Regions from separate parts of the Homo sapiens genome. Here region 2 is linked to region 1. Evidence: read pairs that join two places in POLR2A ChIA-PET (ENCODE). Cell type or tissue: MCF 10A. All regions are shown on one strand. Links, peaks and the distances in the headings refer to the core of each region. The heading gives the core; the rest is flanking DNA. Region 1 has its middle 18 kb from the start of CLK4. Region 2 has its middle 18 kb from the start of ZNF354A.

Region 1 (2,818 bases), core at 45-2,544:
TGATTAAACATACTTATATCCACAGGATAACCCTGGTTTTTCCTGAATCCCTACGGTGTGTGTGCACACAACATAAGCGCACATGCACACACACACACACAAACAATAACAGAAAGCAGAAGATGACATATTCTAAAATCAAGAATATTAGATTACCATCACAACACTCCTCTATAGCTCCTGCATAACTAGTAATACTTTTCCTAGATTCATTTTACATTGAAATAAAGTGAGAACAGGTACTTTTATTAAATAATCAAACCCACTTATGTTGATTTAGTTTCTTTCTTTTCTTTTTTTGAGATGGAATTTCGCTCTTGTTGCCCAGGCTGGAGTGCAATGGTACAATCTTGGCTCACTGCAACCTCTGCCTCCTGGGTTCAAGTAATTCTCCTGCCTCAGCCTCCCGAGTAGCTGGGATTACAGGCATGCGCCACCACACCCGGCTAATTTTGTGTTTTCAGTAGAGATGGGGTTTCTCTATTTTGGTCAGGCTGGTATCGAACTCCCAACCTTAGGTGATCTGCCCACCTCGGCCTCCCAAAGTGCTGGGATTACAGGCATGAGCCACCACGCCCGGCCCGATACAGTTTCTTTTCTTAAGTCTCTCCAGTCACCTTTCCCTAGGCTTGAGGATTGGCATAGCAGGACAGAAGTTACGAGAACAATGCAGGCCCTGAAGAGAGGGCTCCTCTCCTTCAAGCTGTGGGGCATGTAAGGACATGGAGACGAGGACCAGTGGCAACAGAGTTCTTGGCAGAATTTCTTAAGTAGAAAGCATTTCTTATTTAGGGAAAATAAGATGAAGGTGCACAATGCCACTTCGTATCAAGGGTGGTGATGGAGCGGGGCCCACCCTGCACTAGATCCAGCCAGTTCTCCACATGTTCTAATTGGAAACCTGTGCCCCACAGTAGCAGATGTTTCCCAGCTCTTCCAACCACATTCCCCACAAAGTACTCTCTACCCTACAGGAAGGAGAACAGAAAGGACGGGAAGTGAGCTATTGGCTGTCAGGACACAAAGGCAGCTGCAACCTAGTTGAGGAGATCAGAAAGACCTACGTGATCCCCATCCAGCTAGAAAATGCTTGGGAGAGCAGGAGCTACCAAGCTCCCTTTCACTGAGCTTCCTCCACTCTCCCCTGAAATATCCTCTTCCTACCTCTCAGATTGCCACCCTTTCCCCATATGTGTCTGACAGCCGAAGTTTCCTGTGACTCAGCTCACAACATGACACTACCCCCGCCCTCCTTCTCAGCTACTTAAAAAGGCAAAGATTTTAACAGAGTCAGGTGGAAGAATATGCATCAACCCCAGCTGTAAGGATGAAGAAGCAAGCCAATGCTCCCATCACCCTTGCAATATCATGCATTACCATGATCCCTTCCCCTTCATTCACCATCACACACACACACACACACACACACACACACACACACACACACACACTGGGAGGGGCTGCAACCACTACCCCTTGTCACTCCCCAAAGGACCCACCGACCACCCCTGTCTTAGGCTCTGGCACACTGTCACTCCTACCCACATGTCTGATTATAGGCATGTCATCACAGCTGCTCTCAGTGAACAAGTTCATGTACACAGACGTCTCCATCTCCTCCTTCTGGGAGTAAAGCTCTCTAGGGATCCTTCTGCTCATCTACATGCCTTATAACTGACCCCCACGGTCGCTGTTCCAAACGTACTATGCCCCCAAATAGTAAACATGTTCTCTTCCCTGCTCTCACCTTTTCTCCCAGCAAGTCACCTCTGGTACCCTTCCTGATATTAGAGATGTTGTCCTTGTTCCAACGTCATGTCTCCAGTGCAGAAAAGGGCTTTTCAGGTCACCTTTGATGACCCCCAGACAGCCACCTGGTGTTCCTCCTTGAATCAAGGAATTTGCCTGCAGCAGCATGAAGGGGAATAAAAGAGTGAGGTGAGATTGGTGGGCTCCAGGTTTCCCACGTGTGACTCAACTAATCCCCAAACCTAAATTACAGGCTGGTGTGTAGAGCCTTCACCATGAAGGCCCTTGGCAAATATTTAGATTGGTTTTAAATAATCAAACAATTATTTATAGGAAGGCATAATAATTATATATATGTTCTCAGGATGAGTGGATAGCTGCTAGGTTTTCTTTCTTTTTTTAGATTGAGAGATATAATACATATACAAAAAGAGCAAATTAAAATATATGGTAGAAAGCAGGGCTCAACAAACTTCTTCTGTAACTAGCTAGATAATAAATACTTTCATCTTTGGCGGGCCATACATTCTGTCATAACTATTCGATTCTGCCACTGTAGAGGGAAAGCGGCTATAGACAAGAGGTAAGTGAATGGGTGTGGCTGTACTCCAGTAACACTTCACTTACAAAAACAGTCAGCAGGCCAGATTTGGCCTGTCTGGCCGTAGCTTTCCTATAGTGTCTTAGTCCATTTATGATGCTATAAGAAAATACCACAGACTAGGTAATTTACAAATAACAGAAATTTATTTCTCACCATTCTGGAGGTTGGAAATTCCAAGATCAAAGTACTGGCAGGTTGGGTGTGCCTGGTGTGGACCTGGTCTCTGCTTTCAAGATGGCGGCATGGACACTGTTTTCTTCGGAAGTGAGAAAAGCTGCATCTTCACTTGATACAACAGGTAGAAGGGGTGAACTCATCCCCTCAAGCCCTTTAATAAGGCACTAATCGATTCATGAGAGCACAGCCCTCATGGCCTAATCACCTCCTGAATGCTCCACCTCTTCATACTGTTGCTTTGGGTATTAAGTTTCAACATGAACTTTGAAGGAGACAAAAACTTTCAAA
Region 2 (2,818 bases), core at 235-2,734, 100 kb before region 1:
AGTACAAAAGACTTCCTATGTCAGTGGAAAATTTATTTGCATTTATATTGGTACACTAAAGAACCATAAGAAGACAAAACATAGTTCTCACAAGGCTACGATATTCTTGATAGGAGAAAGAAGCCAACGTAGACATAAAACTGCTGTACTCATTGGGAAAGATGAAGAAAAATACAGCAATCAGAACAGCAACTTTCACAAAGACAGTTGACAGCTCCATGTTAACATGAAGCATTCTTCAAAAACAAGTTGCTCCAGTTTCTTGTAGATTTTCCAGTGTCCTAATGCATGCTCTCTGGAGTTCTAAATTGCTTCTTAAACACTTCAGAACATACGTCTGGAAATCGCCGTTAGTGAAACAGAGTAAGTGCAACCATTTCCTCGGTGCCCAGAATCCACTGTATCACATGCGCACACTCTAGACACACGTATCTCATGTATGACTATTGCATTTAGTTTTCAAAAGTCCATTGGCATAATTTTCCCTATTACATTTGTTTCTGACAAGTAAAAATGTGAGATCTCAAGAGGCAGATTCTCAGAATGAAATAAGGCTTAGCCAGCGATGTCCCCCGCTGTGACAGTGTCAGCCCATTCTAACACAGTGCTAGAATTACAAACACAAATGCACAAGGTGTGCAGAGCATTGCAGTACTGGTTGTGCTGAAATCCAAGACTCCTGAGGATTACACACGTTTAGCAAAAAGAATGATTTGCCTAAGATCCAGGTGTTCAAAAGAATTTCTCCAATCTGCTTTAGCTTATTACTATGTATGTATTCTGTTTTAAATGAGAAATGACAGTCATTTTTTCCAGAATAATAGAACCACAGTGACACTTGAAGTAAGTCCAGTGATCCTGATATGATTATAATAAGAATAATAATTATTATTTTGAGACAAGGTCTCCATCTGTTGTCCAGGCTGGAGTGCAGTGGCACAATCAGTGCTCACTGCAGCCTTGACCTCCTGAGCTCAAGCAATCCTCCTGCCTCAGCCTCCCAAGTAGCTGGGACTACAGGCATGCACCACCATGCCCAGCTAATTTTTTTGTATTTTTGGTAGAAACGGGGTTTCATCATGTTGTCTTAAACTCCTGGGCTCAAGTGATCCTCCCACCCTGGCCTCCCAAAGTGCTGGGATTACAGGCGTGAGCCACTGTGCCTGGCCTATCATTATAATTAGTGATTATAAGACTAAGTTTTCCTTCCAATGTCCACTTTTTTTTAGTTTTTAAAGAAAACTAATATAATAGGGTACCTTCTCTAGTATCATATTTGAAATCATCAAGCTAGTTTTCAAATCTACATCACTTCTAATTATTTATTTACAACTCCTCAGTGTAATTTGTGAGTTTCCTGGGCTGAGAATACGGGTGTAAAGGACTGATGGTATCAGTTATTCGGGAGTGTGGAATCTTACCATTCTCGATTTGGTTACCCGCTCCACACTCTAATTTCTACATGGATATTAGTAGCACTATTTGAAGTTAACGTCGAGGAAAATGAATTCAGTGAGTAGGATTCCTTCAGAATTTTATGACAAGCCTTTAAAAACACATTTACAAAAACGTAGTTAACCATTACTCTGCTAACTTATAATATGTTAATACCTTCCTGTAACAGTCTGAATTCACATACTTTGCAAAATGACCAATTTACCAACACAATTATGATTTTCCTGCATTCATATGAAATAATTTATACTTATTTTAACACACTGTTTTATATGTGTATGTGTGTGTGTCTATGTGTGTCTGTGTATATATGTATACACACACATCAGCAACAACAAGCCAAAATCTATTAAAATACTTTCAAGGCTGCACTTTACTTAAATCTGATTCAATGTTGTTGAGCTAAATAATACAAACCTAACCTGGTTTAACAGTCCATTGGGTGTGATTTTCTTTGGGGTTTTGGCCTATAATATGATGGATTGAATTTGAACTTCGGTCATGCAGGGGATATGGAAAGTCTGTGAGACCTTTTTTTTATTTTTTTTATTATTATTATACTTTAAGTTTTAGGGTACATGTGCACAACGTGCAGGTTTGTTACATATGTATACATGTGCCATGTTGGTGTGCTGCACCCATTAACTCGTCATTTAGCATTAGGTATATCTCCTAATGCTATCCCTCCCCCCTCCCCCCTCCCCCCACCCCACAACAGTCCCCGAAGTGTGATATTCCCCTTCCTGTGTCCATGTGTTCTCATTGTTCACTTCCCACCTATGAGTGAGAACATGCAGTGTTTGGTTTTTTGTCCTTGCGATAGTTTACTGAGAATGATGGTTTCCAGTTTCATCCATGTCCCTACAAAGGACATGAACTCTTCATTTTTTATGGCTGCATAGTATTCCATGGTGTATATGTGCCACATTTTCTTAATCCAGTCTATCGTTGTTGGACATTTGGGTTGGTTCCAAGTCTTTGCTATTGTGAATAGTGCCACAATAAACATACGTGTGCATGTGTCTTTATAGCAGCATGATTTATAATCCTTTGGGAGACCTTTTGTAGACAAGACAGGTAGATTTATCATGAGTGATTTTGGCACAGGCTATTGTGAATATATTATGTTTGTAATATACAGGGAAATTAAAGGGCCAGCCTTCCTGATTAATATGTGACATTAGCTGGAACAATGGAGTCAGTATCAGAGTTCCCTTTAGTCAGGAATACATAATTGATTTGTGGGCAATTCAGGATAAAAACAAATAGATTTGATTCATTTAAGCCCAACAAACTATTGTTAGCAATCAAAAATACCCCCAAAAGAGAAGGGGAAAAAACTATTTCCAAATATTGGGAGCTT

Evidence for each region. Peaks named below come from ENCODE experiments on the same cell type or tissue, not always from the same donor. Only the 100,000 strongest peaks of a DNase experiment are listed, where the experiment ranks them.
Region 2: POLR2A ChIA-PET joins it to region 1 with 5 read pairs; 5 of 35 experiments call an interaction of 5 or more read pairs at or near these places.

The regions. Positions count from the first base shown.
Region 1 is chr5:178,643,428-178,646,245 of GRCh38, reverse strand. No RefSeq gene overlaps it. Among named protein-coding and RNA genes, the nearest start is that of CLK4, 18 kb to the right of the region's middle. RefSeq lists an enhancer at 1,692-2,818. In MCF 10A, for the core only: no CTCF peak of the experiment used is centred there; a DNase peak (open chromatin) is centred at 1,215.
Region 2 is chr5:178,747,495-178,750,312 of GRCh38, reverse strand. No RefSeq gene overlaps it. Among named protein-coding and RNA genes, the nearest start is that of ZNF354A, 18 kb to the right of the region's middle. In MCF 10A, for the core only: no CTCF peak of the experiment used is centred there; no DNase peak of the experiment used is centred there.